7 separate regions of the Homo sapiens genome follow, and all the other regions are linked to region 3. Evidence: chromatin loops called from intact Hi-C (ENCODE). Cell type or tissue: B cell. All regions are shown on one strand.

Region 1 (4,000 bases), 96 kb after region 3:
AGATGCCTCCTACACCCAAGTACGCAGTAGGTACTCAATAAAGAAAAAAGGATGGACTATCAAGCTTCCCTCCCCATAGGAACTTTACACTCAGCTTCTATAACAGATGCATCTGGTGCCTACCTCACATCCCTGTGTCCCACCTCTGACTTCAGCCACATGTCTGACCCTGACCACAACCTGCTATGTCGTGGCTTCCTTCCACGGCATGCCAACTCTGAAGCAGATGCCCAGCCTGCACACCAGCACCCTGGGACAGCCCTCAACCAAGAGGGGACAGGTGCCAGGAGATAATGCTCTAGCCTCTTGTACTTCTGGAGCCTGGCTCTAGGAGGCACATTTTACTCTGTCCCTTAGAAGATTCCAATGGGACCATGTACCAGCCACAGCAGTGACTCTGATAATACATCACTGCCTTACTTTTTCTTCCTTGCCTTTTTTCCCTCTTCTCTCTCCCTCATTTCCTGCTTCCTAAGATCATGCCCATATAAACTACCTGCATCCAAATCCCTGCTGAAGGTCTAATTTCTGGGGAACTGCAAACTAAGAAAGCCTCTGATCTAAGCCAGCCATTTCAGGATCCACAAGAGACTCTTTCACTCTGGCTGATGAATTCCACACCAAAAACAGGGTGAGGGCCGTTCAGCAACTTTTCAGTTCTGTTGTTCTCTGAGGACATCTGTGGATGTTTTCAGTGGAAGCAGTACACAGTAAGTGCTAAATACACATGTCTTCCAAATTAAATCCAGGTAAAAATCCAGCTTCTTCACAAGTAGTAAAAAGGAGGTAATAATGTACATGGCATCCCAAATTATTCATTTTGTCACACCATTCCCCTGCATTCGTCAGGATTTCATTTGGCTCCTTTTTCCAACCTTAGCCCAGCATGCTAGCAGGTATTTATCAATATATTAAATGCTACTTAAACTTCCTAAAATGATCCCAGAACAGTAAAGGGGAAAAAAGCTTCTGATTTAAAGCTAAACATACACAGCTATCCATTAGCATGACAATGTCTGCATTTTACTTAGACATTGCCATTAATAATGAAATGATGTATGATTTCCACTCCAGCAGCTCTTCCTTCCTTGCACAATCAATTATACATTTAAGAAAATACTTAGTGGATAGAAAGCTCCTCTAATTAAGCATCACTTGAGGGAGCTTGTGAGATTCTTAAAACTAGAAAAGATATCTCAGAGAAGTAGGATGGTGGAGGGAAAAAAAATCCACTCAAAATGTTTGAGTCTTGATTAGACAAACTCTCAGGCATTCTGAACCACTATGAAAGGAAAAACTCACACACACATATATTTTAACCCAATAGACTTTGAGGCGAACTAAATATTCTGCAAAATGTAAAAACTTTCTCTTTGTTCCAGCTAAGAAGCCAGGACTAAATTGAAATTAGATATTTTGGTTGAGATCCAGCCCCAGCCCCAGAATTGCTGTCCCTTTTTTGTCTTCCCTGTCAAAATCATTGAGGAGTTAAGATAGTTGGTTCTTCAGAACTCTGGAAATTGTCCAACGTTAGAATCAAATAGAAATAGCATAAGATTTCCCAGAAGGCAAAACAAGGATGGTTTTCCTCACTAAAATTATTACATATCACATCGTGTTCTTGGGAGGGGTGCTTATCTGGTGATAATCTCCAGAATGATTTTACATCCCGGTTGTCCTACAAAACTAACTCTCTCCGACACAGCACAGCAAATTCATTCAATTTGGTGGGTCCTAACGCTTTCTCTTTCTCTCCCTCTAGAGGCAGAAAATGAAGCACTAAATAAGGTTTAATTTCACGGCATTAAAAACAAAACCAAGGATAAGCCACTCTGACAGGAACAGAAAGCAGGCCTTGGAAGAAGGCAAGGAGTATGTCAAGAAAGTGGATACAGGAGAACCAGGGGACAGCGGGGAGAGAAGTAAACAAGAGGTTCGTTTCTCTTTCTCTCTCTCTCTCTCTCTCTCTCTCTCTTCTCTCTTTTCTCTCTCTCTCCTCTCCTCCCTCTCTCTCTCCTCTCCTCCCTCTCTCTCTCCTCTCCTCCCTCTCCCTCTCTGCATTGCTCTTCCTCTGCCCCTGTATCTATGACTCTGTATCCCTGTCTGTCTCTTCCTCTTGTTCTCTCTTGACTTCTACCCCTCCATGCTTCCCCACCAGGACCATCAGTCCTCCCACAAGGGACTGTCTCCCCTCCTGCCCAGGTGGCTTCTCCTACAAGAGGAGACAACAATAAATTTCCAGGACAATGTACGTGGTGTGGGTGTGATAAACATGTCACCAGAGACAGCAGATGTCCCTTGACTTTAGTGACTTGGCCTTCAGAAGCCCCTCCTTTCTCCAGCTCCCCTGGGCCCCTGAGTCTCAGTCATAGCTCTCAGAACTTTGGTCAACTGTGCTAGGCCACCAGTTACTTTCTGCACACAGGCCATAAGCATGTTTGTAACATACTTGTGCATGAACTCCCTTATAAGGGTTGACTGACTCCTGCCTCCGTTCATCCTGCTAGCCAGTCTGGCTGGGTTCAGCCAGGAGCCCTCCTTCCCCGCCAAGGCTTAGAAGCAAACTCAGAAGAAACCCAGCGGCAAGCAAGAATTGCTCCCGGAGGGAGTAGTGGGTACAAAGCTGGGTGCCTGTGCTCTTTTTAATTCCCCATTCTGGCAAAAAGAAAACCTCAGGTCTGACTTTAGAGCCTTTGACACATAATTGGTAGCCAATTTTCCTAAGTGGTGAGTCAATTTTCTGCTTGTGAAATGTAACTTTACCCTGGTGAACACCAGGCCCCAGGGTTTTCAGTGTGGCTTAACAGCAATTATACGAATGTTAGGAAGGGGGGAAGTGTTAAAGTCCCTACATTTACATTTGTTTTTTATGTTTTTACCTCTTAAAGGGATAGGAGAAGTCTCCTAACCAAGTAACCTATGAAAAACTCACCCAAAGACAGGCACAGGATATCCTGGGAAGGAAAACCATTTTGAAGCCGCACCACAAAGGGTTCCTTTTTTTTTTATTTTAATTCTCAAATATTCTCACAAGTAGTGAGATGTCACGGGGAGGGCACAACATTTAGAGGTCAAGGCATCCTTTTCCTGGTTCCCCTTGGGCTACTTTCTTTGCTCCCACCCTGTCCCCTCTCTCCCCTCCCCAGCCCCCCAAACAAATCCCCCGGTGAGCGCTAGGCCCCGCCTCGGGCCGCATTCCCTCCCCCTCCCCCCCGCTCCCGCAGCCCCCCACCCCCCCACCCCGCCGCCCGGCGGCTGACGGCTCCCGCTCCACATGTGCGACTCGTGTTTCGGCTTTCGCTGGCGACAAACTGGAGCCGGGGCCTTTCCGCTTAGGAGGAACTCGCTACGTGTCGCTAACAACAACACAAACACCGCCGGCCCGGCTCGGTGCTCCGCTGCCCACAGTGCGCTCGGCACCAGGGCTGGATTTATAGCAAGGAGCCCCGACTGTAAGAAGTAATTCATGAGTCCCCACAATGCCACTACTGAGAGGCATTCAGAAGGGGGGGCAAGACACGGGGTGTTCCTGCTCCGTGGCCTCCATCCCAGCCGATCCCGCTTTGCAGTTGTGCACAATCACAATCGCAGCCAGCAGTTTGCCCTCATTCATTTTGCACTTTTTCTTAATAGAGTGGGAGAAAGTCATCTCGGCCACCACCACCCTTTTATCACAATTTGTTGAAACCCCAAGAGGCTTAAAATACGTTCTTTTGCCATTTATAGTTGTAACAGTATTACATACAAATGTGTACACAAATCTGCGTGGTGCACACATACGCACAGGCTCATAAGACACACGCAAAAAAATTATTATTATTATGGGCTCTTCTGGAAGATTTAGTATATTTGTTTCAGAAAGACGTAAGAATTTTAATAAAACTAAACCTTATTTGAGAAGTATCTACCATGAACGCAATTTTGGAAAGGTGCAATAGGAACTAAATAACTGCTGTTAAAAATCATTTAGCTGAGAAAAATATGCATGCTAAGAATTCCA
Region 2 (4,000 bases), 260 kb before region 3:
ATCTTTTGGTCAGAAGTCTCAAACTGACACTCTAGGGGATTCTGGACTTAGTTTGGCCAAGAAAGTGTTTTTAAAACACTGTTTTTAGATAAGTTGCTGACATTTTAAAAATGAAAATTTTATGCCAGATTTTTAAATAATCTAGTAACATATCTGGCATTCTTGAGAAATGAAAGATGGGCAACACTGGGTCCACATTCTCACATGGGAGCAATTGCCTGGAGCAAGTGGGATTCTCACTTTGGACAGAGCATGCACTTGCCAGTGGCCCCAGCCCTCCCACTCCCTGTCTGGTTGTTTTTATCCCTAGTTTACCCCCTCATTTTTTGTTTTTCTTGAGATGGAGTCTCGCTCTGTCACCCAGGCTGGAATGCAGTGGCACAATCTCGGCTCACTGCAAGCTCCACCTGCCGGTTCACGCCATTCTCCTGCCTCAGCCTCCCCAGTAGCTGGGACTACAGGCGCCCACCACCACGCCCAGCTAATTTTTTTTGGTATTTTTAGTAGAGACAAGGTTTCACCATGTTAGCCAAGATGGTCTCAATCTCCTGACCTCGTGATCCACCCTCCTCGGCCTCCCTAAGTGCTGGGATTACAGGCGTGAGCCACCGTGCCTGGCCCACCCCGATTTTTTAACCAGCATAGCCCCTATGAACAAATATGGGGCTGTGAGTTTATGAGCCTTGCCATAGGCCCTACAGGCAGGAACTATGGCCCATTTGCTTAGTGTACCTGGCAGCTAGCACAGTACCAGGCACGTGGTAGGTGCTCAGGACATGTTCTGAATTGAACTCCCAAGCCCCACAGTCTCATTGTGCACATCTGCACACTCCACTCACATAGTTTTTCTGTTCCTAAATGTACCTTATGTGCTCCAAAGCTCAGTGTTCTTACACCTCCCTCATTTCCTCTGCCTAAGGGGCCAGGCCCACCTGGTTAGCTCCTGCTGAGCTTTTATACCTCAGCTCAAATGTTACTTTCTCTGGAGCCTTTCCCAGCACTTCAGGTTAAATCAGATCCTGCTGCAATGTACTTTCAGAGCATTGTAGACATTTTCTTCATTACCATGATTCGTTTGTTACAGGCACTTGAGTGGCTGCTTAACGTTCATTTGCCCCACTCAAGTATGAGCTCCAAGTGGGTATAATGTCACCATGGCCCACCGATGTATCACCATGTCTTGCCTAGCACCAGAGGCATAGGAAACGCGCAAAGTTTACAAGCATGAATGAATAAATGAACGATCGAGTGAATGAGCACTTTCAAGAGGTAGCCCTTAAAGACTGTAGGGGCCAGCGTGTCAGAGGTGTGGACGTCAGCTGTGCTCTGTGGAGCATTGTGGCACACCTGTCTCAGCCTGGCCGACCATTCTAGCATAATTTGAATATAAGTGTGTCTTTTCTGAGATGGTGTGCATCCTGAGAAAAGGGGCCTCTTGTTCAATCTTTATCTTCTGCATCTAATACAGGAAACTATATCAAACACAGAATTCAAAAGAAACATATATTGAATGGCCACACTTTTCAGCAAGTTTCTTTAAAAGGATGGCAGCTTCTCTAACTTATATATCACTCTCTTTCATTACTCAAATCGGGCTATATTCCAAAGCCGAAACAGTGCCCACCACATGTGACTGTGTTGCAGCCATCCTATCACCTCTGGCCATCAAGTTTCCGTTGGCCTACAGCCTATCTGCTGAGTTTTTGAGGCATTTTACAAGTATCATTAACCTCATCATGTTCAATAACTGTAAAAGTAGGAAAATCATTGAGTGTGCATTTAGAAAGACTCATGATCATGATGGAATTTAAAGTGAAACAATTTTACATGAGTAGGTACCTATCTAGTATTTGTGGAATGTTTCACTCCTGTCCAACAGGAAAAGTATCTTATTCATGTGGGGTTAAAAAATATTGATAACAGAAGGCTCAGTTCACACATGCCTCCTCATCAATGAGCCAGGGCACATAATTAGTTGACCAGAAGGCTCGCTGGGATTAATTAGCAGCTGTGTGTGAAAAGCTTGGTTCAGATTTGTAGCACGAAGGATAGGGGTTCTAGAATGGCCACTTCCTGGATTCACAGTTCAATCACGCAGGAGGATCTCAGGGCTTGGCTGTTGAAGTTGCTGGGGGCTCTTGGCTCCTATATGGACCGGTGTGGGCATGTGCACATCCAGCTACCGCCGGCAGAGGGCAGCAGTACGCTGCGCGTGTTCAATTTGCATCCCAGATTAGCAAATCCCCAAGGACCTACATAAGAAAGAGGGTGTCCCAGCACTACCCTAATTCCTTTTCACTGGGTATCAAGACTGATCTGAGTCATTGCAAACACAGACCTTTTACATTATGTTGGACTTTGGCTCATCTGAAATAGAGAAATGAATACACAACTAGGAGCTGCCATCACAGACAGGAAGTAACTTTAATTAAATATTGTGAAAGTTGAAAAGTTTTTACAGCTTGAATTTTTGCAAAAAAAAAAAAAAAATTTAACAATCTCTACAGTAGTTAGGTTCTCTAACAATTGAACTGTACAGTGTGTGTCTATTCAAAAAGTTTTGATAAGAAGGTGAAAGGTTAGTAGATTTAGAGATGACTTCATTTAAGCTGCATCCTAGTACAATGTGAGGCCAGGGCAATGTTATGCAATCCAGTCATCCAGAAGCTGTATTTTTTCCCCCAACACTGAAATCTTAATTTAATTCTTCATTTCATTTTCTTCTTAAAGCCATATTCTGTATTTAGGGGAACATCTTTTATTTGTAAAACTTTTGTGGAGAAGAAAGAGGATCAGAGGGCCAGAATGTCTTTTCATCTAATCAATAGAAATAGAAGCAACAAAACACAAATTATACACATTTTAAAGGCTCTTTGGACTTTCAAGAAGAGTTCTAACCACTGCACATGGCTGACAGATGGGTAGTGTCTGTTGTCAAGGTCTAAGCCGGACACCTTCCCGGCTGACCGTTCATTCCTTCAGAAACAGTTAAGGGGCTCACCAGATAAAATATGGCTTTAACTTGTGTACATCTTCAGGCCAGCGCTTACCACGCAAATTCAGATAACCTTTCTGAGTACCGAGAAGCAATGCGTCCACCTTGCTTACATTTTCCAGTTTTTTTTATTATTATTAGTCATCATTATTATTTCTCACCATGAAAAACAGCTTTCCTCCCTCCCCTACCCTCCCACAACTCCCCTCCCCCACCCACCCCAACCCATAAAAATCGCACTCTTGACAGCCTAGTGAAAACCATTGCAAAATCCATATGGGGGCATGCACAGTTGCAGCATTGTTGTAAATGATTTCTTGCTCTACTAGAAAAAGTTACATTGTCTTAAGGTAACAAAACAGTTCTTTTGTGCTTTTCGATTTCTTTGTTTTTTTTTTTTTCTTTTTTTCTTTTTCTTTTTTCTTAGAATGTTAGTGATGACTGACAGTTCTGGTGCACAGTTACAATGTACAAGTGAAATGAATATGATTTGCATTGTTAAGGCATCCAATCTGCTGGTTTATATTTATGTGAAAGACAGAGGAAATATACAAGCAGACTTAAGAAAGAAAGTATGTTCATTGATTTCTATGAAGTTTCTCCCTAGAATTTAATGCACAAAATGCGTCACTCCAAAGGGAGAGATTCCATGCATATTAATAGAGTAAAACAGCATTAGGGTTGTTTTGTAAGCTTCCAAAGCAAAGGATACATTTTTTTTTAAATCTACTGAACTAAATACTACAAGAATAATATGCTACTATTTTTTTTTTTTTGCCATATATTGGAAAAAACTTCTTAACTTACAAATAATACAAAAATAGACAATGACTTTTGGGTGGAAATTAAAAAAACTGAAGCATGGTTTATAACAATACTAAAAATAACTATAAATGAAATGTTTAAAAATCACATTGAAACAGCTAATACAAGTGTAGGTGACCAAACAAATACGCACTTTTCACGTAGCAAACATACACAATAAAATAAATTGGGGGTGGAAGG
Region 3 (4,000 bases):
GAAAGGAAAAAAGAGATCCAGGGCCTTTTGTTAGTCAAAAAGCTAGGGAAAGGCGATAATTAACCCATTTTTGTAGAGAAATCATTTGGACAAAAGTCAAGGGATTTACCACCCTGTCAATTGTTAAGTCTAGATAAGGACATTATATTCCACGGCACAAAGGGTGACTGAGATGGTGAATGGAAAGTAGGCCACTACTACTACTTTACCTCGCATCTGAAAAAGGACTTTTTTTTTGTCCTCCTGGTACAGTGATGGACTAAAGAATCTTCTCCCCCTTGCACTAAAAACATAACTTCAGAGCCTGGTTTTTGCATTTTGTTAAATATTCAAAGGTATTGTGCAATTAGCATGTCATTAATGAATAATTAATTACAGCTAAAGCAGCCCTCAGATTTTTGCAGCTAAATTATTTAAACAGCAAATATAACAATACAATGCAATGCTCTCATTTGGTGTTTTGTTATTGCATTATTTGAAGGGAACAGCAATATTACTTTTCATTAGTTGCAAGAATTATGTGCAACAAAAGCTGTTTTCATTTTTTTTCTTACCTAAAAGTTGCTTCGTGTGCCCTAAAAGGGAAAATTAATTCAATTCAGATTAGATTTCCTAAGAATTAATTAGCTGCAAATATCTGAAAACTGCGGCTAGGGACATAAGGCTTAGGTATCTGAACTTAAAAGAAAAAAGTAAGCCTATTTAAACCTGTCCTTTAAAACAACTTCTGCACCAAAGTACCTTTTTTTTAGATATTTGGTTACCACTTTTAAAAGAGGAAACTTGTTTAAAAATCCTTTTTTTTTTTTAAGCAAGTGAGCATTACAAAGCTCCCCCTAGTAAACAGTCAAGAGTTAAATAGAAAGTAATTTGTTGCTACTTGCAGACATACATCACTAGTAAGACATGAGTTTATATTTATAAGCTGCACATCTGGGATCAGTTGACTTATCCATCTGCTAACTACACCAGTAAACAGTATGTCTGGGACCGTCAAACCCTTGCATCCATCACAAATTCCTGCTTTAATTGTGTGTTTACGTGGCAAACCTCTGCTTAAGTATATTTGAAGACTGTTTTAAGCAGTTGTAATTGCTCCTTTCTTCTTCATATTAACTTTAACACATTTTATTTACCATTATGACAGGCCGCGATTTTGCAAGCCTCATAGATAGATAAATGCCAGAGATCATCATGCTACCCAGGAAAAGGCAGCAGAGGGACAGAAACCGGAGCTGTAACCTGTCCAGTCCGGAGAGTTTGGGCCTCTTTCACAAAATCCAATGACTTGAGTCACAAGTTCAAATCTCAGTAAGGCCAGTTTAATCCTCCACTGTCTTGAACTCAGAAAGTTGACAATCATACACTTTCTTTTTGAGAAAGGAGCAGAAGAGAGGGAAGGGAAGATTTAGGGGGAAGAGGCAAATCACAGTTTGGAAAGATAAAATGGTGCCAGGAGTTTTCCATCTTTTTCCTTAATTAATCTGCTGTGTAGGAGAGGTGCATGAAAGCTTGAGAGATTTGTAAGGGTAGAGATTTTTCAAGCCAGTGGCAGAGGGCTGGAAGTTCTCAGGAGCCCCAGAATCAAAGAGGAGTATAGCCTGTGACTTGACTTAATTTTTAACCCTGGTTTTATAATTGAGTTTCATAAGCAAGCTGAAAACACAGGCTCAGAAATGAATGAATTCAGAAGAAATAAAAGGCTACCTTCCATAATTAGGGGAAAAATATGCACCATTCTCTGCACAAAAGCGGGGATTTTACTGTATTTTTCCCAATCTGCCTTTCACATTTATATGAATAGCAAGATGTCAGATTTCACACAATGTTGTTAAACCTTTTCTCAGGTTTAGGGAACTGAAAGTCGTATGTGCCTGTGTAATATTGTGCTGATGCAAATAGTTAAACTTTTCTACACGATTAACCATCATTTTCTCAGAGTATTCTGTTCACAGCTTTCTTCCAGTTTCCTGATACATGTTGAGATCTATGCCCGTGCGGCTGATGGGGTGGCGTGGAGGTTGTAAACTGAAGACCCACCGCGAAGCTAAAGAGTCACTCTGACGCAATCTAGTTAAATGACAGTATGGCAGTAGGCCGTTTACCCAGGCCAAGGAAGCTGTGGCTTGTCAAAGACATTAAAATCCAAATGTGCCAGCAACGGTGCCAAATGTACTCTAGGCCTTGCAAACACATAATCCAGACAAACTGAATTAAATTGCAACCAGTTTATAATTAATTTGCTTTTGAAAGTTGTGCCATGAGAATAAATGTGCCAACAATTATTTGCAATGAATTGTTCTTAGGGTGCCCCCAACTTAATAATGCCTCTGTAAGCAAGAGAGGGTTTGGTATTGGTTACTTGTATTGGCATTGGCTTCTAACCTAATGAGGGGGTACGGAGAATTTAGAGACAGATTCCAGGAACCTTAACCTTTCTGTCAACCTAATGGAGTCTGTTACCAATGCGGTCAGTAGCGTGGCCCTGTGGCCTCCCTGACCTCAGATGCCAGCCTCACTCTGCCCAAGATGCTAAGATTAGAAACATATTTATCTCGCTGAGGCACTGCCTTTCTGGACACCATTTTGTAAGCACAAATATTCACGGGAAAGGTAAAAACAGTAAGAGACTAAGGCACTAATGCTTCATGTGAATTCATTTCTCATACCATTTTTCTCTAGGACTTACGGAGCCAAGCAAAGTGTGAGCCCTGAGTACATATGAACAAAAAACTAAAATAATGTAAAAAGAAGAAATAATCCTGAAACTTAACATGGAGTGTTATGTGCCAAGCATTTTTTTTCCCCACCAATCCTCAGGGGAAAAAAATTACAGAGAAGTAATTGGGCCGGGCGCAGTGGCTCACGCCTGTAATCCCAGCACTTTGGGAGGCCGAGGAGGGCGGATCACGAGGTCAGGAGTTCAAGACCAGCCTGGCCAACATGGTGAAACCCCATCTCTACTAAAAATACAAAAATCAGCCGGGAGTGGTGGCGGGCACCTGTAATCCCAGCTACTTGGGAGTCTGAGGCAAGAGAATCGCTTGAATCCGGGAGGCAGGGGTTGTAGTGAGCCGAGATTGCACCACTGCACTCCAGAATGGGCAACAAGAGCGAAACTCCATCTAAAAAAAAAAGAGAGAGAGAGAGAAGTAATTGCAGAGTAGATGTATATTAGAGGCCTCAGGACTTAGAGCTAAAAAACAGCAGACGCAGGATTCAAACTGAGGGCTAACTCAGCAGCCTGGGACCTCCACCTTCTGCTTTTCATATCAACAATGGCCATATCTCACTGCTCCTCTCTTTCCAGAGCACAGGGGCCAGAGTGAGACCTGGAATGTGACTGACTTTTAGACCAGAGCTGGACATCAAAATGAATTCCATCCCATTCTTAATTGTCACTTTGGAAGACTGCTTGAGAGCATTTGCAGCTCTTCTTGGAAATCCAGGCAGAATGTTTTGAGTTCATCTCAATATAGTAGTTCCCTTACAGGGACGCATCATTTCTGATCTAAAATGATCTTTAATCGACTGATGTTTTACACCAGCCTCGTTATCAAATTACTGCTGGCTGTTTCCGAAACTCAGATCAACCCTCAAAGAGTAGAAGTGTGCTACCATTGAGGGGAGTCACAAGAAGATGCTGCAGGTTCAGCCAGCAGCTGAAAGGAAGAGTAGCAAAGAGTTGCTTAGCAATGGCTTACCAAAGGAGGAGTACCTGCAGGCCATTGCTTTGTTTATGCAACAAATACTTATTTCTTACAGTTGTTACTTATTTGTTACAAGCTCCTGCTTGAATATGCCAGATACTGCATTAATTAAATAAATATAAATGTGTGTGTGTGTGTGTGTGTGTGTGTGTGTGTGTGTGTGTGTGTGTGTCTTTCAGATTTAGAAATTTGCCCAAGGTCACAAAGCTAATAAATGGCAAAGGCAAGATTTGAACCCATGTCAAACTCCAGCAACACACTCCAGTCCACAGTCTTGTAGTACCAAGGAG
Region 4 (4,000 bases), 56 kb before region 3:
AACGGATCACAGAATTTCCATTTAATTATCCACTGTTGAATAAGATTTGCTATATTGATGGGAAGTTGAGTTTTTTTTCCTCAACTATTACCTATTAAATTGTAATCTCCAGAGGGCACAAGCTTTGCCCATTTCTTTTCTTGTATCTCCTTTATACACGTTTCTGAAAGATTAAACACTCAATAAATGGTTCATTCAATAATAGTAATCGCTACCATTTCTGAAGACCTGTAATGTACTACATGCTGACTGTTTTTCATAATTCTCTAATTTAATCTTGTTTTAGGGGAATATTATTACCCACAACTTCCTGATGAAAAAAATCAAAGCTTAAGTAACTTGCTCAAGACCACACAGCTAAGTGGCAAAGGCTGGGACTCAAATTGTATGATTTCAAAGTTCTTGTTTCTCTGATGTTGTACATATGTGTTGTGCATATTTACACACATAGGATAAAGTCACGTGGGTGGTTGCTTTATTCTCCAGGATCTCACCATCTTCTTTCATTACTCCATTAAAATTGTCTCTGTAGGCCAAATGACTCCAATAGCTCTTTAAAACCTCTTGTAAAATAAATACCCAAAGAATTTCCACTTTTGATATTTCATTTCTCTCCTTGGAAGATCAGAAAAAAAAACTGGTTGCCCCTACCCCTGCCCACCCACCTATCCTATCCCAGTGGCACAAACAGAGTTTCAGAGATGTGCCCAGTTCTTATAGCTAAATAGTAATGGAGGTAGAATTTGGGTCCCTTGATTTCAGCCCAAGACACACCGAACACAGAGGCATTTTGACAGCCAGTTCATATTTGTTAAGGGTCTATTAGACCCTTAGTATTACTGCAGGGCAACTGAAATCATTCTTGCTCTCATTCTATTATAAAGACATATATGAACGTGTATGTTCATGCAGCACTATTCACAATAACAAAGACATGGAATCAACCCAAATGCCCATCAGTGATAGACTGGATAAAGAAAATGTGGTACATACACACCATGGAATACTATGCAGCTATAAAAAGAAAGAGATCATGTCCTTTGCGGGACATGGATGGAGCTGGAGGCCATTATCCTTAGCAAACTAACACAAAACAGAAAACCAAATACTGCATGTTCTCACTTACAAGTGGAAGCTAAATGATGAGAACACATGGACACATAGAGGGAAACAACACACACTAGGGCCTTCTAGAGGGTGGAGGGTTGGAGGAGGGAGAGGATGAGGAAAAATAACTAATGGGTACTAGGCTTAATACCTGGATGATGAAATAATCTGTACAACAAACCCCCATGACACACGTTTACCTATATAACAAACCTGCACATCCTGCACATGTGGCCCTGAACTTAAACGTTAAAAAAAAAAATCATTCTTGCTCTCATCTAGTTGAAAGGGACAGTTAACATGCATATGTGACTAAGAAATGAACTGTGCAAGTTGATGATACTAATTAACCACAAGCAACAGAATTTCATAGAAGCCACCATCCAATGGCAAAAAGAGCCACAAGACTTAGCTTCAAGTTCAAGTTGTGCCACTGCCCCCACAGCTGTTTTGGTGAAGTCACTTTTTCTTCCTTTTATAAGATGATTAGTTTGGAAATGGAGAATTATGTCTTGTCTCCAACAGTGAAGAGTGGTGTGAGCTTTGACAGTGGAAAATGGGGATATTAATACTACCTCCACTGGACTGCTGTGAGGAGGAAATGAGACAATGCACAAAGGGTACTGGGCGAGGCATCTAGAGGGCTCAACAAATGCTGGCCATCACTATTTGCCATTGAAAGATCATTGCTGATTCTAAAACTGTGTAAAAGGGAATCTTTTGTTGGAGTTTTGTTCCCCAGAAGACCCTAATCTCTTGCTATTTAAGAACCATGACTTTTAAGTTTACCCTTTGTCTTTAAAACATTTTTTTTAAATATCAAAAGCAGCACTGTTATTATAGTATATATACTTAGCTACTGAAGACCAGAGACATCTATCTTGGGTCTGAATAGCCCCTGGTCTTTTTTGATATCTCCAGGTGCTCTCCTTTTACCAATATTTGCATTGGCAACTGTTCCACATCATTACTAATCATTTGACATCAGACTTAAGAATTTCTGACGCTGACAGAAAAGTTCTTCTCCCTCACTATCCTTTCTCAGAAATTACTCATTGTAGTCAAATGTGCCCAAGTCCCTGAAGCATATGTAATAAACCACCAACCAGAATCGGAAGTTCTATCCACCTTCAAACATTTGCTCTAACCTTAGAATGGGATCTTTCTTTTTATTTTTGCAATGCAACTTTTATTTTTCCAAACTACCCAGTACCAGAGGTTTTTCTAACTGGGACATTTGTTAGCCTGAGAAATATAGAAAACAATTGTTGGGTATAAATTCACATCACATTTTCATTTCCTTCACTTCTGCTATTTTCAAAACCTCAGACTTTCCACTGGTAGTACTGCACTCAGTGTGGCTGTCATCCACGCACTAAGCGGGGGATTATCTTTTTTGTCTCTCAGGAACCTCGCTTTTTTATTGCAGATGCAACTCTAATAGGCAGAAGTTGCCACACAATCCAACAGTGAAGATTTAGGAAGGATCCACGTTACAGGGCAGTGAAAGACTGCCTGAGGTGGTGGTCCTACCAGCCCTGCAAAAAGAAATGTGGGAACGAAGCTTAAAACAGCCCTCCCTCCCTACAGTGACAACACAACCTGCTTACAAAGAGCAGCGATAACAAGGTTTCAGCCCAAGATGCCCCAGTCATTCCTCTAATGAATGCAGAGGAACTATCAGCAGCCCAAGACTGTAGACACACAGTATACTGTTCCCCATATTGTTGAATACAAGATGCGTAAGTTATTCAATAATGTATCTGAATAATTACGTGAAAATGAAAATTACATATTAAACTATTCCAACAGGTGCCATTTTAAAATAAAACAGTTTCTGCCTTGCATATGCCTAGAAAATATTGCAATTACTTGTGAGTTAAAGCACGTACACTAGTACAAAAATATACCACCACTGGCACTGAAAACAGGCCATGGCTAAAACCATCCTAGATGTCTAATGATTTAGCATAAAACATATGTGATAGTGTAAGAGATAATCCTACTATGTTTACATCTTGCTTGTGTAAGTCTGTCAGTGGGCAATCACGAAGCAGAAAGGCATTCCCGAATGGTGGGAATCACAGGAAGCAGTAATCTCATCTGGAATTTAATAGTCTTTTTGTGTGTGTGGTTTTGATCATTTTCCTTTTATGAGTGCCGTGTGCACAGACTCTTGATTGTTTCTGCAATGGAAAAAGAAGAGGATGTCCCTCTGAATCCCAATGATCTGCTTTGGCCAAAATCAGACACCAAAGCTGTTAACGGGAAGAACACTTGCAATATAGGAAATCCTATAATGTAACGACCAATGCAATTGGTTAGAAACTCTTAATACACTCCCAAGTTGACAGAAGATGGCAGCTCCCACTGACAACTACACAGCCAAGCCTCTTCATCCATTCTATTTAGACCGAAGGAAAATGAAGAGATATTGAATGGAATATTCTAAAAGTTCTGGGTGGTCAGAGCCATGTGTTTTAGGATGGCCATTTCCATGAGAAAGGTGCGGTTTTGTGGGCAAACTTTTTAACCCTCTTCTCTTCCTACCACCCCCTACATCACACAATTAAGAACCGTGGGTGGGAGAAGATGGATTGCTCATCGCCCTCCCACTCTGTGGCCCTCTTTTGGATGGCATCATCGAACCCAGATGACAAGCTGGGAGGCAAGAGGCTTCCAGCAGCAGCATCTGGCCCTCTGGCAGATGGTCAGGCCCTCGGGTTCCCGGCTTGGGCTCCCTCCAGATGTGTCTCATGCTTGTCCTGTGTGTGAGCTTCCTCCTACCGCTGCAGGAAATTTTTCACGTGAAGACATTTTGAACCAGAAGAATTGGCACGTTCTTATCTAAGAAGATGTTCTTGTGTTTTTCCCTCTGGGGTTATATTTTACA
Region 5 (4,000 bases), 78 kb before region 3:
AACTAAAAGAAATTTTAAATAAGATGATTTCCTTATCACCTAATTCAGTGCTATTTAAAGACACCTACAGGTACCACTTAAAAGCATCCAGCAGTATGTAGGTATACAGTGAGAAGTACCACCACCAGCAGTATGCAGATCAACAGTGAGAAGCTGCGAGTTGGCTAATATAGGTATGGGAAAGCTCACATCACACACATAAGGGAACACAACCTGTATGATGGAAAGAAGGCTAGAGAGAAAATATTGATCAGCCTAAAGAGAGGAGATGGAGGATTGTTTGTTAGTGATTTGTATAGAGTTGGAAGTTCCTAGGCCAGAGGAAAATTCATGAGTTTCCACTGGTAGAGGAGAAAACTAGAATATATCAGCAGATTATGAGCTGCCATGAATTTTTCTGTTTTTCCTCTTTAAACATGGATACTGATAATGAAATACCAGAAAAGTACACTCTGTGGTGAATCTGGCTTTTGATATTTATTAACATTAAATGGACTTTTGCAACTAAATAACACCAAAAAAAGAGAGAGGAGATACAACTATAGTATGTTCCTATAGCATGTTCCTACCCTCAAATAAATATCAAGAATATAATCTATGTGGAAGAAAGATCAAGTTGGCAGAAAAGGGAAAGGAGAATTAGGAAAGCAAAATAAATAGGTGCAGAGAAACTGTCACACAAGTGAATTGAGACTCAGTATTTAATTAGGGACAGCAAGCTTGCAAGGCTCTTGGTAAATGTCTACCGAAACCAACCACGTGTTGGTTAACACTGAGACATACAAACTGATCAATAGTACAAAACAAAAGGGCTCAGGTATGCATGTAAAGTCATACATCATTTCAATAAATTACGCTGTGTGTAGACAGGTTTTTTTTAGAACGATCATTCTGAGATCAAGAGCTAAATCATCTCAGCCACATCTTGATTTCTGCAAGACTCGGCAGGAATTATGAGGCTTAACAGCATTCTGACAATTAGCATATTATAAATACAAAAATGATATATTAAAGGGAGAGGAGGAAAAAAAAGGCCAGTGTTTTACACCTACAGTAATATAATTCCACTACTTAATGCAAAGTAACAGGCCTCAGAGTGTTTGGGATCCTCTTGTATGGTGTTATCTTCTCTATCAGTAAATGAGACTATGTGAACAGTACAACCTATAAATAATTCAAGGCCTGAGATGGCAATTATAGAACCATGCACAACTAGCATGAATATTTTATGAAGGCTAAAACAGCTCTCAGAATGAATCATGGAGAGATGAACACACACAAGCACACACACACACATACACACACACACACACACACACACACACACACCAGGCAGTTTTGGCCAAATTGTATTTCCAAGACAAGGCCTCTCTTTGATCTCTAGAACACCTTTATTTTATGGAAACAGTGATGATAGTTACATATTTTTCTTTTCTTGAATTTATTTCCTAAAATCCAAACAGAGGAATGAAGGTATGAATTTGTCAATAGGGTAGAGGAGCTTGAAACCGAGGAAGAAGGACAAACAATTTTTAACCTGAACTTCTGCAGATAATTCCAAGTGATTTTTTTAACCTTTCCAAATGGACTCTACAAAAAGTACCAAGTTCCAATGTATCAAAATTGAAACTGAAACCAGTGTCACTTCATGACTCAAGCAAGAGCACTTCCTATCCGAAAACTTCCCTCATATACATAAGCTTTTATTTCTAATTAGTCCTTGAGGAATACCTGTAATCCCTGCTTTCACTACATTCATAAGACAAAACAAATATTACTGAGCCATAAGCCTGAGCAAACAAGCTACTATATTTAAAAGTAGCAGCCCAGATGTCATACTCTATTAGGAAATGAGCAATGCCTAAGTTCTGAGCTGTTTCTGTAACCAAAGGATGTGCACAGCTGAAAAAAATGAAATTATATGAATTCACGTCTTGATTTCCCTGTGCAATGTACTTGTGCTATTTGAATAAGAGTTAATATTCATTTGAATTTTACAGAGATTAGCATTCATCATTTTTACCTGCCTCCTATTTACATATACCCAGATGATATCCATGTGGTTACACAAAACACCATTGTTTTCCTAAAGTCAATTTTAGCATAATTCACTTTCTTAATTACAACCTAAAACTGTAAAGACTTTTCCCAGTCCCTCCACAGAAGAATCTTAAATTTATGACCCTTTTGGTATGAATATGTGTGCTTTTCACTTCATTACAACAACAAGAATGGAACTTTAGGACTCTAGGATCTTAGCACAGGAAGGAACCTTAGATATCTTCTGATCCAACTGCTTCATTTTGTGGATGCGAAAAGTTTAGAGGCCAAAAAACTGTTCCATGGCATATTCGGTATCACATGACTAGTTGAAACACTACGGCCAATAATATAAAATATAATAATATTAGCAGGAACAAAAATCAGTAACAACCTCAAGTATTTACAGTGAGCTTGCAATAAAGCAGGCACTGTACTTTGCAGGCACTGTCTCCTTTAGCCTCCCAATACCTCTAATAGGTAGTATTATTATTGTCTCCATTTAAGGATACGAAAACTGAGGCTTAGAGAGATTCATGTATCTCTACCCTCAATCCCACGACCCCTTTTCCCTCTAGTGTACTCTTCAGGAAGTTACATCAGAATTCTCTATTTGAGTCTTGGCTAGAAGAAACTTTCATTACATGGACCAGTTATTACTGGAGACTTCCTAGATGGGAGACACACTGATGTTTTCGGTCTCACTGAGCCTGCTGCTTTGTGAGACCTCCGAGGGCATAGAGAGAAAAGGAAGCTCCTACAACCTGTACTGCAAGAACTTCAGGAAAAACAACATCTTTCCATAAAAAGTTTCACGTTGCCCTATTATTCAGTTTAAGAAGTTCAGAGCCACTGTTCCATGGGCCTGCCTTTTGTGTTCAATTTGGAGGCATGAAAATACCTTTAGAATTTGTAAATCTCAAGGCAACCGAGTGAAACGCCACCTACCGCAGCAGCTGGAGGGCAGGCCAGTGTTATGCTTTGATAGCCCCCTTTCGATTGTATTAATACAAAGGAAATTAAAAAATAGCATGATTCTCTCCCTTTCTTCTGCTCATGCCCAGCTTTGGATTTTCATAATAGGAGGGTAACATTTAGAGGTCTTTTTTACATTCGTGCACTAACCTGGTACAAATAGAAGTAAGCTGTTTGCTGTTTTCTTTTAGGTGCTCCAAAATATGCATGACTTTAGACCACAAAGTCAGAGAAATACCCTGTTTTATTGTAAAAGTGTAAAGAACTGAGCAAGTGAACTGGCTTTTGGCATGTATTTTCTTGAAGCCTCTATCTCCACCAACTCCTTTTCCTACTGCACCCAGATTCACTTCAGTTTTCCCACAGTTCCAAGCCCACAGTTCCAAGCCCAACTCTGAGAAGGTGCTGAGAAGAGGAAATCCAGTAACTGAATAACAGCCACTCTCTGGACTCTTGCCCCTATTCTTTTTGTATCCTCTAGGGAGCTACAGTGTCACTTACTAGGTGCATGCCCCTGAATGGGTTAATCTTTTCTTTTCCTTATTTCGACAGCCATGTTTACCTTTTGAAAAGGCGAGCAGAGGCACAGTATGGCACTGGAGTGCTAACTGCTAACACATGGGCTATGCTACATCTCGGCAAAAATTTCTCTCATACTTGTACCAGCGTCCCAGCCAAGATCAACACCATGAGTTTGATTTTCTTCATCATGAATTGACAGCTTATTTATCTCCATGGAAGAACTTTCTAAGCCCTTTAGGCACCCAGGCAACTTAGAAGGCATTCAGCTGACTGTTCAAAAATATTATTGCTTCATCAAAAATAGAGACTAAATTATTTCATTCCTGTTAGGCTGTTCTCTTTCTAGAGAGACATTTTAGTGACCCTGAGTTATGATAATAGTTTATAACCAAATACTACAAACGCACACACACACACACACTTTCCAATTGGTATTATATTTTGAAAACCTTTTTAGACCTAA
Region 6 (4,000 bases), 180 kb before region 3:
TGCGAGGTACTATCCCCTTAGGAGGGAGGGAGGAAAGGATGAGGGGAGTAAAGAAAAGAGAGAGGAAGGCGAAAGGGAGATAGGAGAGATGGGAGAGCAAGAAGAAAATAAGAGGGATAGGGAGAAAAAACGGAAAACTTAAAAGTCATAGTAAAAGATGTCAAGTTCCACAGAGCATATGCAGACAAAATAGCCCCTCCTATGTGCAAAGCAACGTGTTATGCATTGGCAAAGGATGTGGAGTTATTCTGGGCACAAGGTACAAACAGGAAGTATTTCCACGAAGAATTCTCATTTCGAAGTTAGTTCACAGGCTAATACACAGGAATGTGGGTTAGTCCTTCCACAGGAACAGGAAATTGGGTGAAAAATGTTTGGAATTGGAAAAGTTAGTGGTAGAAAAGATCTGATAAGTGACCTAACCAGACATCTGAGTTGTTAGATGATCATTCATCAGGGTTTTCACCAACTTTTGGGGGGTCAGGTGGTGTACAGCTCTCAGGGTACCCCTAGGCTGCTCAAACCTTGTCCTGGTGTCCCATTCTTTCAGTCATATATTCCCCGAGAATATATGAAAATTCTTACAGAAAATATAACTAGAATGAAGGCAACACATGCATTTGGAATTGGCCGCTTCTTATCAGGAAAACCAACTACAAAAACTTTGAGGAAGCAGCTAAAGGTGCCTAAGAGTCTTTTATTAGCTTCCAAGGCTACTTAGGGATTAGCAGGAGAGATCACGATTCGAAAAGATCCAAGCCACTTAAAGATGTAACACCTGCAAGAAAACAAGCTGTGAGAATAATAAAGGTATTAGGGAGAGCCCTTACATGGCAGTGAGGTTATAGTGGATTTAATTCCCACTGGACTGACCAGAAACGATAATAGGGCTTTGAAATCAATCCTGTGATTAGATAGTGTTTTTGTTTCCTTCTCTTAGAAAACATTTATTGAAAATTAAAGTCAGCCTTGCCCTACATTTACATAAGAATAACTGGACACAATAAAGTAAGATCTAGAAAGTGCTATTGAGCTTTTCTGCTTCTAATCCAGTCAGGATTCACTTTCCAGAGTCTGTGACTCTGATTGGACAAACACAAGGGCATGGCACATTAGCAGCTATGGATTCCTCGTGCGTCTCTGGTCTGAAGAACCAATGAGGGAGAGATGTACGCTTGCTTACCATCCTTACAAGGGGAGCCAGCTTGCAGGCAATCTGTGCTTGGTCAGATTCTTCCCTCCCCAAAAGGTCTGCCTTTATTAGTATAGATTAGGCCATGCTGTTCCTGCCTTTTTTCTTTTTTTTTAATGTTATGGACTTTTAGAGACATTTACATCTACAAATGCCAACTCTCTCTTGCATACTTTAAAAACAGCAATAAGGCCTTAGTTTGGGGTGTTACTTTTCAGCTCAATAATATTTTTCAAGGGAAAAATTCCAAGTGATATTTCACTAACAAATAAGAGGGTTAGCTCACCCAATCCAGAAAACCAAGCCTCACATCTTGAAATACTATGGATGTTAAAGAAAATGAAGTGTGAACTTCTGTGGGTGGACAAAGGAGGGGGCCGTACATTTGCAATGATCTGAGCAGTTGTTTGGATACAAAGAACAGAGAGGTTTTATGAGCCATCTCTATACCCTTACTATTAAGTGGTGACAGCAGAGGTAAACTGAGTAAATCACAGAGGCCAGTAGCCCCAGCCATGAACAAGCAACGCATGGTAGAGGCATTTAATGCTAATGATCAAAAGGTCCATGTGTAGGTCACCAATGAACACAGATTCCCTTTCATCAGAAATGATGTGATGTCACAATAACTGTTAACAGCCAAGTAACTATACCAGAGGGGAAATCATTGTGCCAATTTCTTCAGATTTTTATTTTTCCGATATGGGGAGAGGTTAGAACTCTCTTCTAGAATATTTAAAAAAAAAAAAAAAGGCTTCTTGTCTGGTGCCCACAGTTTGAGGCCAGATCACCAGAAGCATTTTTTCATACCTTAAATTTCCCACAGATGTATACATGTGCATATGCGCCAACTTATTGCTCTTACCCTTAACTACTTTTCTAGGCTTGAAAATCCAACACTTTTTTCTTAATTCCAGTGTGATATAGATTTTCTAAGATGTGATTTCTTAAACTGATGGCAATTTTTTTTTTTAGTGTTTAAAAAAACTCCAAATAATGATGGATCCCTAGCTCTTTTCTCTTGAGAACTTAAGTAATTTAATGAGGGTGATTTTTTTTTCTAACTTTTATGGCCAGGTGGCTCTAGGGGATATTTTGTTGAAGACTGATTAAAAATAATTTCTTCTAAATGAGACCTGACCACAAAATGGAACCATTAATGGGCAGGGACGTTGTCACCAAAGCGGAAACCATGCCTGATTGCCTCCTGTACCTCCCACCACACAAGCATTTTCTTCTTTTTCTTCTCCTTTTCTTGTTCTTAATAGCTGAGTAAATAAGCAGCCAGCGAGGCCTAATGTTTTCGGCCAAAAACAGAGTCCAAACTTCTCAGAGAAAACATTTGGCCTCTGTGGTTTTGAAATATGTTCCAGAACACCGAGTTCAGTGGGGGAACATTGTGAAAAACTCCCATCCATTGGAATGATGCTGGGGAATGTTACAGTATCAGAAGTTTCAATTGGTCCTTTTCCTGCAGCCCCATAATGAGACTTGTAAAACACACACACACACACACACACACACACATGCACACAGACACACACACACACACACACACACACACACACACACACACACACACTGCTATGTGGAAGTTCTCATGGGAAAAATGAATGGCAAGAAATCCTAGCTTTAAAAGAAACAGCTAATCTGCTAGTTTGATTATTCTTCAAAACTTACGCTGAACCAATGAGCCTAATTAAAAACACTTGGCCTACTTCTATAAAGCATCATAGCTTTCTCTACGCTTCGTTTGTATACACCACAAAACTCCAGAAAGACTATTATTTTTTCAAGTGCTCACTAACAAAGTGCTGACTTTGTTGGGATGGCTGAGCTAATTTCTTGAACTCAGTGTGAAACCTTAGCTAAACAAAATTGTGGTAATTTTCCTTAATTTGTAAAAGTGATTGGAGTGCAAACAAAATTTTCCTCTTGGGTCAATCCTATAATTTTCAGTTAACTAAAACTAATCGTCAGGCAGGCACCAAACCTGCATTTTGTTTAAAGGGCTGGGAGGCATTTCCAAGGGTCAGGATGCATTAATTGTTTTTATAATTTCGAGAGAGAGAGAGAGAGAGAGAAACTGGGTGACTAAGAAGTATGTTTGGTTTTACTTCTAATATTGAAATACAAGGGAAAGATGCTCTGAAGTAAAATGTCACAGAAAAATAAAATTCGTCCACTTAATTGTATGGTTATAATTACAATTTGTTAACTGTTATCCCTTCACTGCTCTGTTATCTCTTTGTGTGAAAGCAACTTCCGCTCTGTACTTAATCTGGTCTTGTGGTCTTTTACTGAATGGAAAAGGAAACCTGGGACTAGTTCGTGGAGACAGCTACCACTATCCAAGGATGACTGACACTAAGCAGAGGGCCCAGAACCGCACTCCACCTGTGGTTCTTTGAGCAGCAGCATCAGCCTCACCTGGGATTGCTTAAGAAACAGGATCTCAGGTTCTACCTAGACCTACTGTAGCAGAATGTGAATTGTAAAAGATCCCTGGGTATTTGGTTTGCACTTCACAATCTAGGGATCTCTTAGCGTACACATTGGGCACTCAGCCTTTATACTTGATGTCATTCCACAGAGATGCTGCCTGGTTCTCTCTGTCTGATGGGAGGGAATTCACATTCACTCTGAAACCCTAGCTTCTTGCCGCAAGGCGGATCCATGTGCCAAGGCTGTTTTGGGAGGACAAAAATGCAGCATACTTGGAAAGAAGGCACCAACCCAGAATTAAATATGAAAACTACCAATTGTATGTAATACAAGTGCCGTGAACAGGCTAGAGGAAAGACGTAC
Region 7 (4,000 bases), 57 kb after region 3:
TTCAGATAATCCTGTGTCCACTTTGTGGTTCTGTCTGTCCAACAAAGAGCGCATGTTTTCTGTTAATTGTTTTATAGTGTTAAGAGACCCACACAGAACTACCCAAATTGTCTTGCACAGTATTTCCTCCTTCAAAACCTACCCTCAACCTCGTGATTGTGTGGAACTTGACAAAAGAGCCTCGTTTAAGAAATGCCACTAGAAGCCAGTTAACAATAAAATATCACACTTTCTTTACTATGCCAGCCCTGGTCTTAAAGTATCTTTGTAAATGATCATGTCTCCTTAAACTTTAGAGTGAGAATTCATACTATGAATACGAAAAAGATGGCAGACTTACTGAGGACAACTTCCTGTTATCCAGGAGATAACTATTTTAGACATCACACAAAAAACAAGCAAAAAAAATTAGCTGGGCACGGTGGTGCACACCTGTAGTCCCAGCTACTCAGGAGGCTGAGGCAGGAGAGTCCCTTGAGCCAAGGAAGTCCAGGCTGCAGTGAGCTGAGATCTGCACTCCAGCCTGGGCAAGAGAGCAAGACCCCATCTCAAAAAAAAAAAAAAAGCAAAAATAAATTAAAGATGATATAGTACGTGATATTAGCATAGCTGACACTTGTTTTTTCATGCAAAAGAAACGTGGAAAACCTCAAAATTATTTCATTTTATCTCTGCATAATTTGTGGTTAGATTTTGAAAGTGCATCAGAACTTACTCCCTTTGCAATTATGTATGACTTACTCAAAATCTAAAATTCAGGCAATCCTCAAAATATTAACCATTGTACCAAAATACCAAATACAGGCTTGACACTTAAGTACTAAGCTAATGCTGAAATCATATTTGAATGATGATGCCAGGTGAGCATGAAAGTATACAGCCCGAAAGAGTAAAGTCTAATTATTGAAACAAAAGACAGAAGTTATGCTAAGTCATGGGCAAATTTTCAATAAGGTATCTGACCAAAAAAAGTCACGATATCCTCGCAGATGAGATGGAGATGAGTAGGAGGGTGGACAGACACAGACAGAGGAATGTAGTTTGCAGAATTCTGATCTGGATAAATAACCTTACCTACAGAGGTTACCAAAAGCTCTATGGGCAAATGCAAAACCAATTTCTGCTCTTGCAACACCTTCAGTATATTACCTGTCCACTATTTACACAATTGCTTCTTCTGTGTTCTATTGTTCCAAAAATTATTTATCTTTTTGCAAACAAAGAGGAAATGGTCTATGCTAGGTTTAAAACCCCGGAAAATACTCCCCCCCAGAAGCATGACTAGTTTGCATCTTTTGGACAGCTAAGATCAAAGTGATTTAAAATGTTTATTTTTAAAGTAAACCATTTATACTGATCTTTGAAAAAGCTCTTTCGCCCTTTAAGAACTGTATTTGTCTCCACAACTCTTTTAGAGACATACTAAAGTCACACTACATTCAAGATGGCACCATCAGAATTGTCCTGCCTGATTTATCTGACACCATCTCAATGTCAGCTCCACAGGGAGTAGATCCAAAGGAGGGCAGGGAAACGCATAAGGCTGGACCTGTACAGCAAGAGCCTCCATGAGCCCCGTAACGAGATGATGTACGCCACAGGGCTCTTTAATTGAAAAAAGCTGCAAAGAAACAATACCAAGGGGAAATCATAAACAGTGTTTTTTGGGATCACTTAAGAAAGTAACCTTCGTGAATCTCCAACTTCTGTTTACAGAGAAGGAAGTTACAACTTAAAGTCCAGTTCCTTGCAAATTATAGACACACACCATAAAACAGTAGATACAAAATGCCACAAAGACTTTGCGGGGAGGGTGAGCCCTGCTCCCTTTCCTTTTCAAATCTGGAGTGTGATTTGAATTGCATCAGGGTCACCGTATCTGGAGGAGTTTTCCCAGCCGCCTAACTTTATTTCACATCTCAAGCACAACGCTTCTTTTATGAAAACCCAGCTTAAATATTAATGCGTGTTTTCTTAAGGAAGTTGAAGGCAAATCAACTTCCTGGTACCCAGGGTATCTGATTTCTAAAATGGTCTAACACTGATTGTCACAGCTCCGCCAGATGTGAAGGGTGAAGCTCTGTAAAAAACGGAAAGGCCAGCTTTCAGGCTCTCTGCTGTGCAGGTCCCACGCCTCCCTGAGCTGCATCCTCTGAGAGTATATTTTTGTTAGCTGGCTGCCGGAAGCCCTCAACTGCCCGAGTTGTTTTGCGATCCTATAAGGACCTTCCCAGCCCTGCTGTCAGCCCTGAAATTAAGAGTGTGTTTGTGTTGGTAAGTTTGGGGGGCTGGTTAAAATAATAAGTATTTTCATCAACATCGCTGTTTCAGCAGAATGGAAGCGGGTGGGGTACCAGAGCAGGGCTCCAAAGTTTGCTAAAAAGCCTATTTTGAGAAAACCTTTGTTCTAAATACTCTTGTTACCTCCTGCATCAAGAAACAATGTCTTTTGTTAGAACCCCCCCTTCTCTGACTGCTGCGTTTGTTTACTGACATTTTCAATACTGGGCAATACAAAGAGCATTTCCTCATATTAACTCCAAATGTCACAAAGAACAAAATCTGGTTCTAAAGAAGCCTGTCTAACCAGATAAGATGGGTTCTGCTAAGAAAAAATATAATGAAAATAAATCTTGCGCTTTAATGTGGCCCACATAGCCTTTGTGGAGCCTTTTCTTTGACTTTCTTGCTGTGTCATTCGGAAGCCACTTGGCTTTGCATCACTCTAACCAAGAGAGACCTTACTGCAATGACCCTGGTCTCTGCTTAGAAAATGCTGACATGTGGCCGGGTGCAGTGACTCACGCCTGTAATCCCAGCACTTTGGGAGGCCAAGGCAGGCGGATCACAAGGTCCAGAGTTCAAGACCAACCTGGCCAACATGGTGAAACCCCATCTCTACTAAAAATACATAAATTAGCTGGGTGTGGTGGCACGCGCCTGTAATCCCAGCTACTCGGGAGGCTGAGGCAGGAGAATGGCTTGAACCCAGGAGGCGGAGATTGCAGTGAGCTGAGATCGCGCCACTGCATTCTCGCCTGGCAACAGAGACAGACTCTGTCTCAAAAAAAAAAAAGAAAAAAGAAAAGAAAAGAAAAGAAAATGCTGACATGTGATTTGAAGAACATTTGGCTTCCATATTAGTTAAGAGTCTAATCATGGCCACTGCCATGGGCTGAATTGTGTCCCATTCCACTCCAAAATTCATATGTTGAAGTCCTAACCCCCAGTACCTCAGAATGTGACTGTATTTGGAGAGTCTTTTTTTTTTTCTTTTTTTAGACAGGGTCTCACTCTGTCACCCAGGCTGGATGGAGTGCAGTGGTGAGATCTCAGCTCACTGCATCCTCAACCTCCCAGGCTCAAGCAATCCTCTCACTTCAGCCTCCTGAGTAGCTGGGACTACAGGCAAGCCACTATGCTCTGCTAATTTTTGTACTTTTTTTTTGTAGAGTTTTGTAGAGAAAGGGTTTCGCCATGTTGGCCAGGTTGGTCTCAAACTCCTAGCCTCAGGCAATCCTCCCAACTTGGCAACCCAAAGTGCTGGAATTATAAGCATAAGCCACTGCACCCAGCCTTGGAGACAGGGTCTTTAAAGAGGTCATTAAAATTAAATAAGGTCATTGGGGTGGGCCTTAATCCAATATGACTGGTGTCCTTATAAGAGGAAGACATTAAAACACAGACATGCCCAGGGGAAGACCATGCAAAGGCACTGGAAGAAGACGGCGTCTACGAGCCAAGGAAAGAGGCCCTCAGAAGAAACCAACCCTAACAGCACTTTGATCTCAGACCTCTGGCCTCTAGAAGTGTGAGGAAATAGATTTCTGCTGTTTAGGCCACCTGGTCTGTGGTACTTTGTTATGGCAGCCCTGGCAAACCAGTGTGCCCATCATGCAACTGCTAAGCTTTAAATATATATTTATATTAAAGTCCTTTTTGAGCAGCCCTTCTAAGTTACCAGAGGATGATCCATAAGTAATATATGAATTTTCAAATT

What was found. Peaks named below come from ENCODE experiments on the same cell type or tissue, not always from the same donor. Only the 100,000 strongest peaks of a DNase experiment are listed, where the experiment ranks them.
Region 1: it touches region 3 in a loop (2.6-fold over the local background); 4 of 110 quality-filtered maps call a loop at or near these places.
Region 2: a loop joins it to region 3, with 3 times the contacts of the local background. A loop is called at or near these places in 4 of 110 quality-filtered maps.
Region 4: it touches region 3 in a loop (6-fold over the local background); 2 of 110 quality-filtered maps call a loop at or near these places.
Region 5: a loop joins it to region 3, with 3 times the contacts of the local background. A loop is called at or near these places in 3 of 110 quality-filtered maps.
Region 6: it touches region 3 in a loop (1.9-fold over the local background); 2 of 110 quality-filtered maps call a loop at or near these places.
Region 7: it touches region 3 in a loop (4-fold over the local background); 6 of 110 quality-filtered maps call a loop at or near these places.

The regions. Positions count from the first base shown.
Region 1 is chr5:159,048,207-159,052,206 of GRCh38, forward strand. The region is part of intron 6 of EBF1 (EBF transcription factor 1); the gene reads right to left. Among named protein-coding and RNA genes, the nearest start is that of EBF1, 50 kb to the right of the region's middle. In B cell, a CTCF peak has its summit at 1,801 (motif pointing left); DNase peaks (open chromatin) are centred at 1,875, 2,275 and 3,385; H3K4me3 peaks cover 2,223 bases; H3K27ac peaks cover 2,624 bases.
Region 2 is chr5:158,693,515-158,697,514 of GRCh38, forward strand. It overlaps EBF1 (EBF transcription factor 1), which reads right to left. Exons shown (of 16, transcript NM_024007.5): 16 at 2,406-4,000. Among named protein-coding and RNA genes, the nearest start is that of LINC02227, 290 kb to the left of the region's middle. In B cell, CTCF peaks have their summits at 2,212 (motif pointing right) and 2,416; a DNase peak (open chromatin) is centred at 2,207; H3K27ac peaks cover 509 bases.
Region 3 is chr5:158,952,196-158,956,195 of GRCh38, forward strand. All of the region lies in intron 6 of EBF1 (EBF transcription factor 1), which reads right to left. Among named protein-coding and RNA genes, the nearest start is that of EBF1, 150 kb to the right of the region's middle. RefSeq lists enhancers at 1-359, 2,032-2,161. In B cell, no CTCF peak of the experiment used is centred here; DNase peaks (open chromatin) are centred at 1,124 and 1,966; H3K4me3 peaks cover 2,285 bases; H3K27ac peaks cover 3,749 bases.
Region 4 is chr5:158,896,221-158,900,220 of GRCh38, forward strand. The region is part of intron 6 of EBF1 (EBF transcription factor 1); the gene reads right to left. Among named protein-coding and RNA genes, the nearest start is that of EBF1, 200 kb to the right of the region's middle. In B cell, no CTCF peak of the experiment used is centred here; DNase peaks (open chromatin) are centred at 2,291 and 2,431; H3K4me3 peaks cover 712 bases; H3K27ac peaks cover 2,760 bases.
Region 5 is chr5:158,873,760-158,877,759 of GRCh38, forward strand. All of the region lies in intron 6 of EBF1 (EBF transcription factor 1), which reads right to left. Among named protein-coding and RNA genes, the nearest start is that of EBF1, 220 kb to the right of the region's middle. In B cell, no CTCF peak of the experiment used is centred here; DNase peaks (open chromatin) are centred at 1,672 and 2,972; H3K4me3 peaks cover 2,184 bases; H3K27ac peaks cover 3,933 bases.
Region 6 is chr5:158,773,056-158,777,055 of GRCh38, forward strand. The region is part of intron 10 of EBF1 (EBF transcription factor 1); the gene reads right to left. Among named protein-coding and RNA genes, the nearest start is that of EBF1, 320 kb to the right of the region's middle. In B cell, no CTCF peak of the experiment used is centred here; DNase peaks (open chromatin) are centred at 2,366 and 3,573; H3K4me3 peaks cover 1,936 bases; H3K27ac peaks cover 4,000 bases.
Region 7 is chr5:159,009,222-159,013,221 of GRCh38, forward strand. All of the region lies in intron 6 of EBF1 (EBF transcription factor 1), which reads right to left. Among named protein-coding and RNA genes, the nearest start is that of EBF1, 89 kb to the right of the region's middle. In B cell, no CTCF peak of the experiment used is centred here; a DNase peak (open chromatin) is centred at 2,100; H3K4me3 peaks cover 1,736 bases; H3K27ac peaks cover 3,773 bases.